Linked DNA regions of Homo sapiens: region 1 is linked to region 2. Evidence: read pairs that join two places in POLR2A ChIA-PET (ENCODE). Cell type or tissue: Panc1. All regions are shown on one strand.

What was found. ChIA-PET counts read pairs that join two places held together with the same protein. Peaks named below come from ENCODE experiments on the same cell type or tissue, not always from the same donor. Only the 100,000 strongest peaks of a DNase experiment are listed, where the experiment ranks them.
Region 1: POLR2A ChIA-PET joins it to region 2 with 6 read pairs; 1 of 35 experiments calls an interaction of 5 or more read pairs at or near these places.

What each region holds. Positions count from the first base shown.
Region 1 is chr2:224,770,477-224,775,476 of GRCh38, forward strand. DOCK10 (dedicator of cytokinesis 10) reads right to left here. Exons shown (of 56, transcript NM_014689.3): 52 at 4,429-4,639; 53 at 2,681-2,871; 54 at 69-169. Among named protein-coding and RNA genes, the nearest start is that of CCDC195, 57 kb to the left of the region's middle. In Panc1, no CTCF peak of the experiment used is centred here; no DNase peak of the experiment used is centred here; H3K27ac peaks cover 2,221 bases.
Region 2 is chr2:224,708,517-224,713,516 of GRCh38, forward strand. CCDC195 (coiled-coil domain containing 195) reads right to left here. Exons shown (of 3, transcript NM_001395236.1): 2 at 1,457-1,703. The region is part of intron 2 of LOC105373910 (a long non-coding RNA gene); the gene reads left to right. Among named protein-coding and RNA genes, the nearest start is that of CCDC195, 5.3 kb to the right of the region's middle. In Panc1, no CTCF peak of the experiment used is centred here; no DNase peak of the experiment used is centred here; H3K27ac peaks cover 1,150 bases.

The DNA.
Region 1 (5,000 bases), 62 kb after region 2:
CTTGGGGGATTGAGGACTCCCTGTCTCAGGAAGTTCAAGGAAGAACATCCCAACAGCGAGAAGCTTACCTGAAGATCTCCTTCAAAAGCTTTACTTGGTTGTCAGGGTACTTCTTTGCATTGGTTTCTTCAAGAAAAGCTCGTGCATAGGCCATTGGCCCAGCATTAACCTGTTGAGAAGAAAATTGGTGAAGGATGATCTACCTTCTGCATGGAGTCTTTTCCACCGCTGGAAGAGGAGCAACTGTGCACCAATGGTGTGGTACCCCCATCTCACACCCTGCCTTCTAGTCCACTCATTTGTATACCTGACTTAGCTGCTGTCCTCCAACTTGTCAATAGAGCATGAGTCTGAGCTCCACCTTTCACTAACAAACTTCCCAAATTTCAGTCCTTTGCCAACCCCTTCACATTTTTTTTTTTTGTCATATCTGTACGTTGCTTGAACTACTATTTTTTTCTTTCTTTTTTTCTTTGTTAGAGACAGGGTCTCACTCTGTTGCCCAGGCTAGAGTGCAGTGGCATGATCACTGCAGCTTCAAACTATTGGGCTCAAGTAATCCTCTCGCCTCAGCCTCTCAAGTAGCTGGGACCACAGGTGTTTACTACCATGCCTGGCTAATTTTTTAAAGAAAGTTTTTGTAGAGACGGGGGAAGGGGGGCGGTCTCACTACATTGTCCCGGCTAGTCTGGAACTCTTGGCCTCAAGCAATCCATCTGTCTTGGCCTCCCGAAGTGCTGGGATTACAGGCATGAACCACCCACGGAATCTGCTGTTTTCTTAACAGCTTTTAAAACTAGACTCACTTCTATTAATTCCAATATATTTATTTAAATTTAACATTTGTGAAATCAAATGTTTGAAGTGCTAGTTTTTCTTTTCTATTAACACTCAAATAAACACATACTATTATGAAGGGATAATCCACAGTGGTAGTGGTGTGGGCACTGCCCTAGAATCAGTGTTTCACTGGGTTCCATTTGATGGTCTGGCTTAGATTCTGGCTCAAGGAGGCATTTATCAGATTTGCTGAATGAATGCACAGTGCTGGGTTCAATTCATGCTCATGCCCATGGATGGCCTCACTTGTGCAGGAGTTCATATCCCTTAGTGCATAGAAGCCTTTAATGTGGCTGTCAGGCTTGGGAAGGAAAAAGGTAAAAGAAGAAGGAAGCTGACTTCAGGGGCCTGTGACCAGCAGGCATGGCCAGTGTGGCAGATGCAGTCACTGGTACTGGGTGTACCATCTTTTGCTTCTCCAGATCAAATCTCCACTTCCCTTCACTCAGCTATGTGCCTAGGGAAGTCATCTTGTATGGGATAGGACAATGGCTCTCTTGCTTTCTGGCCTTCTCAGCCCATGGGGGACACAGACAAGGGAGGTAGGGAACGGGAGAGTGTGGTCAGTGTCAGGATCAGTAGCATTAATTTTTTCTTTGGCTTTTTTTTTTTTTTATTTTTTGAGATGGAGTCTTGCTCTGTCACTGATGCTGGAGTGCAATGGCATGATCTCAGCTCACTGCAACCTCCACCTCCCAGGTTCAAGCAATTATCCTGCCTCAGCCTCCCAACTAGCTGGGATTACAGGCGTGTGCCACCATGCCCGGCTAATTTTTGTATTTTTAGTAGAGGTGGGGTTTCACCTTGTTGGCCAGGCTGGTCTCGAACTCTTGACTTCAAGTGATCCATCCATCTCGGCCTCCCAAAGTGTTGGGATTACAGGCATGAGCCACTGCATCTGGACTTCTTTGGCTTTTAGGGTCCAATATAGCTGTGCAGGGTGCCACTACTGATCTTCCTTTATTTTAAAATTTAATACTTTATTCCTTACAAATACTTAGCATCAATTTATTAATATAATAAATAAAAATTAATGCCTTATTCCTGAGTTGCTTGGAGCTCCCTTTAATTTTGTGCCCAAGGTGAGTGCCTTACTCACCTCACCTGCCTGGCCCTGGTCAGAGTACTAAGCCCCAGGGCGTCCTCCTTGCAGAAGCCTCCCTATCGCTAGCTGAAGTCACTCCTGTCTACTTGTCTGTCATCAGATGGACCTCTCAGCTCCCCTGTCTGCTTCCACTAACCCTCCTCTCCTTGCATCTTCAGGTCTAGGGTGGTCACACCGCCTGAGTGCTGCCAGCCCCTGTGCCAGCCCTTTCTGGCTTTCCCAAATGCTGCACACACTTTTGGGAACAGTTTATTTACTCTATCCTCCTCAATCACTCACTGAGCATGCCATCTGCTTCCTGTCACAACTCTGCCAGACAGATAAACATGCATGCACCTTTTATGAACTAGTAATCATTCTTTTTTGGATTTGTTTCAAAACAATTTTTTAAGGCTCTTAATGACAGATATGTACAAGAATGTGGTGTTTCTTCATTAGTTAATTCATTTGTTAGTATACAGATATAGAACACAGTTATCCATAGAAGATGGGATAGCAAGGTGGAGGAAGAATACATTTTATTTCAGCTAAACTTAAGAAAGGCCTATCTACAGGTGTTGAGTAACATTAATGCACATTGACAACTAGAAGCCATTTTAAAGACCCAGATAAAGGTGTTCTATTCTCACAAAAGGGAAAATGTTTCTTATATTCTTTGTAAACAAAGTTCTCAGGGCATTTTACACCTGGTTTCATTGGCCATGTGCATCTCAGCCCTGGGCAATGCTTACTCACCTTCACGCTGACACTTCCTTGCAGTTTGAGCTGCAGTCTGATCATGTCCACTTCTTCCATTGTGCAAAGCTGATTAAGCTCAGAAACCTTCTTGGACATCTCGTCAATTGCCACTTCAATTGGATTCAGTTCTGTGCTCGATTGGCTAATTACTTGTATTCTCTTCTTCACGTAGGGGAACAGGTGACTCGCTGTACAAAAGCCATACAAAGGGATTTCAAGGTTGAGGATTAGTGAAGAGTCAAGGGTTTCCCTGAAGGACCAGAGGATCATGTATCATTTCACGGCACATGGCACCTTCCATTCTGCATGCTTTTCATGCATGGGAGTTACTTTTTCTGCTAGGTGCCATCCTCTCTAATACCTCTTAGCTTGTGCCCAAGCTCCTTTGACCTGTGTGCCCTTCTGCCTTCACTGCTAACAGGCCCTCATTCTCAGGGCTGTTTTAGGCCTTTAGAATTTTTTTCTTTTTTCTTTCTATCTTTTTTTTTTTTTGAGATGAGTCTCGCTCTGTAGCCAGGCTGGAGTGCAGTGGCGCGATCTCGGCTCACTGCAGTCTCCGCCTTCTGGGTTCAAGTGATTCTCCTGCCTCAGCCTCTCGAGTAGCTGGGACTACAGGTGTGCGCCACCATGCTCAGCTAATTTTTGTATTTTTAGTAGAGACGGGGTTTCACCATGTTGGCCAGGATGGTCTTGATCTCTTGACCTCATGATCCGCCCGCCTCTGCCTCCCATGTGCTGGGATTACAGGCGTGAGCCACCGCACCCGGCCAGCCTTTAGAATTTCTAAACACTGAAAAGATTAAAGCTTCCACAGCAACTTGTAATTCAAATAAAAACTACACTAACCCACAATACAGAATGCCTAAATATATACCAAGTAGTATATATTGATATAGCTTTGTTGTGGCTTTTTTATTTCAAAAGTTTTGGATACATTTACTGAAGGCAGACGCTTGTCACAGTTTAGACATCAGTGCTACTGATAGGCTGTAGCCTATTCCAGGATGGCCCAGCTCTCAAAGCGGGTTACTGATCATTTCCTCCAGAATGCCCTTGCTCACCTCCCCTGCAGCCAGCCTTAGGAGCCCCCACTGGGTGCTCTTGTTTCATTTCTCCTGCTCCGCTCATCTGAAATTCTTGCCTTACTTGGCTCTTTCTCCTACCAGACTGTGAGCACCTTGAGGGCAAGAATCATGTTTCATTTGCATTACCAGTACCCAGAACAGTGCCCAGCCCCTAGCAGGGCCTCACTAAAAGTGTGTTGAGGAAATGAAAGGATGACTAGCTCACAGCATAGATCTAGAGAGCACATCGAGGGATATTGGAGACCGACATCTGCATTCGTTTTACAGATGAAGAATATGAATCCCAGAGTGGTTTAGAATCTTTCCCCAAAGCACACGATAAGAGCTGTTAACCCTGAAACAATTGAAGGTAGACTCAGAGAGGAAAGTTCAGAGTGCCTTGTGCCTTTCCCAAGGCACTGACCCCATCACCCTTCACACTTACAACCTTAAGGGAATAGGTATGCAAAGCAACTCTTTTGACAATTTCTCCTCTGGTTGACTTCTGTTAATGGAGAATAAAGAGATGGAAATCTCTTCTTGGCAAACATTTCCCAGTTAGCACATGTTGGGTACTTCTCTGCAGGACTGAAATAACTCTTGATTCCTACTGATCCAGCCCTATAAAGGGGCCTGTGCTGGAACAGGTGCCACATGTGTGGCCCGGCTACCTGCACCTACTTGTCAGGATCGTCCGCCGCTTGCACTGCTCCGCCACCCCACCGTGCTTCTTGCCCGACAGCGTGAAGGGTGTCTCGAAGACAAAGCGGTTGATGTTGTGGTGCATTTCGAAATCTGTCTTCCGGTCTTCGATTTCCTTTTCCTCAAAGAACGGCGTCACATAGGTCACCTGGATGTAGGCATATTTGGGGTCCAAATCCTTGGGGTTTACCTGTGTTAACAGATTATGGGCAAAGTGAGTGGTGTGCCCTGGAGCGCTCTGAAAGCGGGAAGCTCCCATTCCCTCAGCTTGCATCCAGAGGAGGCTGTGCCTCTCCCCTTGGAGAAAAATGGGCAGTCACATCATTTCAGAGCTGGGCAGGATCACAGAGAGAGTAAAGGCTGGACTGCAGCTGAGCAGCCAGGTCTGTAGGGGTGGAATTAGAGCCAGCATACCAAGTAGGTGAGGCTCTTCCAGATGTGCCTGGCTGTGGCATGTTATTTAGTCTTTTATTTTCTCTCTTCTCTGTAATGAATGTTCAATCGCCTTTGTCTGGAATGCAAACTTCTTTTATTTTTCATTTTATTTATAT
Region 2 (5,000 bases):
TGGTGACTCCAGTTAATCTCCCTGCTCCTATGATAGAACCTTCTGCAAGGGAAACACAATTTTCATCCTGTCTTTGGAAATCCAAATAAAGCTGATTCAACCTTTGTATCCCACATCCTGTGGGAAGTCCAGTGCCCTTTCCAATATTTATGAGAATTCCTACAGGCCTCTTGCTTATGGTTATCTCTTGATTTGCTTTCCTGCCACTGCTGAGTTCGATGGTGCTCTGGGTCTCTCAACAATCATATTTTTTGCATTTTCTCTTTCCCGTGATAAGCTAATAATCATGAGACCCAGGTCCCCTCCTCTTGATTTTCCTCCTTCTACTCACACAAGACAAAGACAAGTAGAGATCTTGCTGAAGAGTTAGGGCCTCATTGGGAGTTGGAAGGTAGGGATGCAGAGTGTGGGAGAGAGGGGGCAGTGCATGCTCCTGCACAGTTGTGCAGATAAATTAGGCTTGATGTTAGAGGACTTGACTCTACCACTTCAGGAGCCACTGGCCAAGTTTCCTCTAACAGACCCTGGCTTCTTTTTCTTTTTCTTTTCTTTCTTTTCCTTTCTTTTGTCTTTTTTTTTTTTTTTTTTTTGAGATGGAGTCTCACTCTGTCCCCCAGGCTGGAGTGCAGTGGTACTATCTCGGCTCACTGCAACCTCTGCCTCCCAGGTTCAAGTGATTCTCCTGCCTCAGACTCCCAAGTAGCTGAGGCTACAGGCGCAGGCCACCATGCCTGGCTAATTTTTGTATTTTTAGTAGAGACAGGGTTTTGCTATGTTGGCCAGGCTGGCCTTGAACTCCTGACCTCAAGTGATCCAGCCCGCCTCGGCATCCCAAAGTGCTTTCTTGACTGTTGTCTCACATCCCTCCCATTCTCAGGCTGTTCCAGCTCTCTAAATACCAATTCACATATTTTGGAGAGCAAATTGGTTTTCTCTTTGTCTCTTGGCCCTTATGAGTTATGCCTAAATAATTTTTTAAAACAATTTCCCCTAACGCCCACTAAGGCACCTGCCTCCACCAGAACAGCTGTTCTCTGAGAGGTGTTCTGCATTCAGCTCTTAAAGTAACTGTGCCTACTCCCTGAGATGCACTTTATTGCAGTAGATAGTTTACTTGTGTGCCTTTGTCACTTAATGAGAGTTTTGAATGTAATGGCTTACTTTTGCTGAATCTTGTATCACCAGTGCCTGGCTTAGAATATGATCACTAATGCTTAATGAATAAATGAGTACTAAGTTGTCCAGTTGTTAGAGGCATCTATTAGAGGGTGCCATTTAACCTCAAATAAATTTGTTACTTTAAATTCCCAAAATTGACATAGGTAATATGGAAATTATTTATATGCTATTTGGTTTTGTTTCCTCCACTAGATAAGACTTCATTTATCCAGGGGAAAGTCTCAGTAACCATCTCAGTATGGGCCTATTCACCAGCTTGAAGTGTATTTTACATTACCTGCAACCACAAACATGCTCAGGAGAAGCTCTTTGGCTGGTCCTATTGCTGGTGAGAGAATCTGTGGCAAACACCTTTTCTTCCATGTCTTGCTTCTTAATTGGAGAACATGCCAATGACTTCAGTGTTCTCTGACCTTCTAGAATTCCGCTCTTTGGGTGACTTTTCCCAGATTTCCAGGGATCATTTACAGCAGATGAGCAAACTGATGATGAAATGGAATAGCGTCTAACAATCATGACATTGCCTGTACAAAAGACACAAAATCCAACTTAAAAAAATTCTACCCTAATGACACTCACAAATGAAAAATGATAGAATTTTATTGAAACTAACTAGACAGAACTATTGTTTCTCATTACTTTTTTGGCATAAAAGATATCCATTTGGCCTGGCGCGGTGGCTCACACCTGTAATCCCAGCACTTTGGGAGGCCAAGGTGGGTGGATCACAAGGTCAGGCGATGGTGACCATCCTGGCCAATATGAAACCCTGTATCTACTAAAAATACAGAAATTAGCCAGGCGTGGTGGCGGGCACCTGTAGTCCCAGCTACTCAGGAGGTTGAGGCAGGAGAATTGCTTGAATCCGGGAGGCAGAGGTTGCAGTGAGCCAAGATCATGCCACTGCACTCCAGCCTGGGTGACAAGAGGGAAACTTCGTCTCAAACAATCAAATAAACAAAAAGCATTCATTGATTTATTTTACAAATATTAATTGAGTGCCAACCATATGCCAGGATCTTTTTTAAAAGATGGGAATGTGGTAGAGAACAACATAAAATTCCAGAGTTCACCTTCTTATGTGGAAGACAGACAGTAAACAATAGATGATAGAATTCACATAGTAATACATTCTAGGAAGGCAAATAAGGCTGATGAGGACAAGGGGATAGAGACAGATGCAGGAAGGTGTTCGGAGGCTATTTCAATTGTGTGGCCAGGGAAGACCTTTCTGAGAATACAGCATTAGAACAGGGGCTTGACATACATAGATAATAAAAATAGACCTTAAAATTGGGAGAACATGAATCTCCCAGACATGCCAATTCTTGATGGCCTTCTTACTCCTGATTCTAGAAGAACAGGCTTATCCACAGTGTCTGATCACCTGAATGGCCACAGGAATTTAACAGGTTGTTGCTAACTGGCCTATGATTGCATGTCTTGGCCTTAGTTGGGACAGTCGTTAAGAGGATGTCTATTGAGTGAGAGACAAACGCAAAGGAGACACATGGCAAAGAGCAAAGATGCATGGTGTGGGAAATTGGAGAGCCCCTGAAAGAGATGGAGAGATTTGTGGCTTTAGTTTCCAGGGACTTCCAATTCAGTTTCTATTCATAGAGTCTCCCAATAAACTCTTTCCTTGAGGTAAATCAAATCTTCCCTGTTTTTTTTTTTTTTTTTAATAATGAAAACATGTTGATTAAAAGGGCTTTATTTTAGAGGCTCTTGGTATGTCTGAACGCCAGCTCTTACACTGCATTAACTCTGTGATCTGGAGCTGGTCATTTAACCTCTACTTGGAGGTCTGGTGATTATCCAACATCTACTTGCATGTCCAGTGTTGTCCATGTGGCTTACAACACTGATCTCATGGGTTGGTTTTCATTTTCTGGAGCACTTTATGAGTGATTGTGGAATCTTCATTCTTTCTTACTGCAGCTTTGCCATGAACGAGCATGAAAGCGTAAAAAAACCACTGCATTATGGGTAGGCTTTGAGAGTGCCAGAAGCACAATTATTTTTTATTTATGTTTGCTGACTGCTTCTGGAAAAAGCAGACAGAAAATCATTATGGTTATTTCAAAAGGTGGAGGCTGTTTCGGCTTTTTGTAGAACAGAAGACTGAATTGTAGGAGAGGTCTAGGGAGAGTTTAAGTTCAAATCTGTTTGAAGTGATTAACTACAAATATTATTCATAAATTATCTTTAAATGCTCCCCTTGGTCATGATATGTAACTTCCATAATTATCTAAAAACAGATCTGTGACTACTTACAAACATAAACGTTTTTGTTTAGAAGGATTATAAAACAATCCCTTGATACTGAATCGTAGGAAAACACAACAGGAAATTATGCTGATGATAGCAAAATTACGTTTGTTTTTACTTGGGACCTACAGTTAATTTGGGAGTGATTAGCATATAGGCTTATTGTTCATCTCCATGGGTCACAAAGGGTCTGTGTCCTTCAGTTTCTTATTAACAAAAAAGATATTCAACACAGCATCACAGGCTCATTAGAACATTTTCAAAGATCACAGCCAAATGCAGTTTATTTGCCAGCAAAGGATGTGAGCAGAGAATCAGAGGTCCAGCAATGCTGTAAAGGGTTGTTTCTTTTATCTTTACAGCGGCAAATTGCTTCAAGGTTCCACAGGGCAAGAGGGGCCGGGAAACATCTCTGAAAGCACTGGCTAGATTTCATATCTACCAAATATTTGTGCACTATTACAGATGTTTCCATGAGCATTTACCCAGCAAGGATTCATTCCGAGCAGGCACTCTGCATTCTCAGTATATTTTATCACCACACAGCTGTGTCTGGGCTGTAGCGTAGCTCTGCGTCCTCGGGTGACTTCAGGGGAAGTAGGGTTCTCCATTCACAGAGAGCCTCACTTTATCTCACCACACATACCAAGGAACACACGGAGGAACTTTTAGCTCTAAGTGATCCACTTCCAGGTCCTCTTTAATTATTCCCTTTCTTAAAGTGAGACTCATATTTCTGATTTCACATTATTCTTTCTGAAAGAATAGGTTTATGTATTTTTGTTTCCAAAAAAGGATTGGAGAAGTTGGGTAAGATAATCTCTATGAGGCTTATATTTTCAACTGCAAATAAGGAAATTTCTACTGGATGATCTCTTCCCTCCCTCCCTTCCTTCCTTCCTTCCTTCCCTCCTTCCTTTTTGATGGAGTCTTGCACTGTTGCCCAGGCCAGAGTGCAGTGGTGCAATCTCAGCTCACTGCAACTTCCGCCTCCCGGGTTCAAGCGGTTCTCCTGCCTCAACCTCCCGAGTAGCTAGGACTACAGGCACGTGCCACCACGCCCAGCTAATTTTTGTATTTTTAGTAGAGACGGGGTTTCACCATGTTAGCCAGGATGGTCTCGATCTCCTGACCTCGTGATCCACCCACCTTGGCCTCCCAAAGTGCTGAGATTTCAGGAGTGAGCCACTGTGCCTGGCCTCTAACGTTCCTTTCTAGTAACAGATTTCTATGATTCAATTAATTGTAAGTATGAATTTCAATTGATGTTGGCAATTACTATTAAAACTACTGATAAAAACTTATGCTCAAGTCAAATAATAATATTTTTCTGACATGTCCAATGATATTATGACAACTATTACTTAGTAATTTACATTGAATCTTACTTACACTATCTTTACTCCTCTCAACAGCCCTGTGAGGTAGATTCCATCATTACCTCCATTTTACAGATGAAGAGAGTGATCATAAAAAGCTCTACATCACTCTGTATTCATAGAATCACAGGATTTTGCAGTTGGAATAGGACTTGGAAGACATTTAGCCCA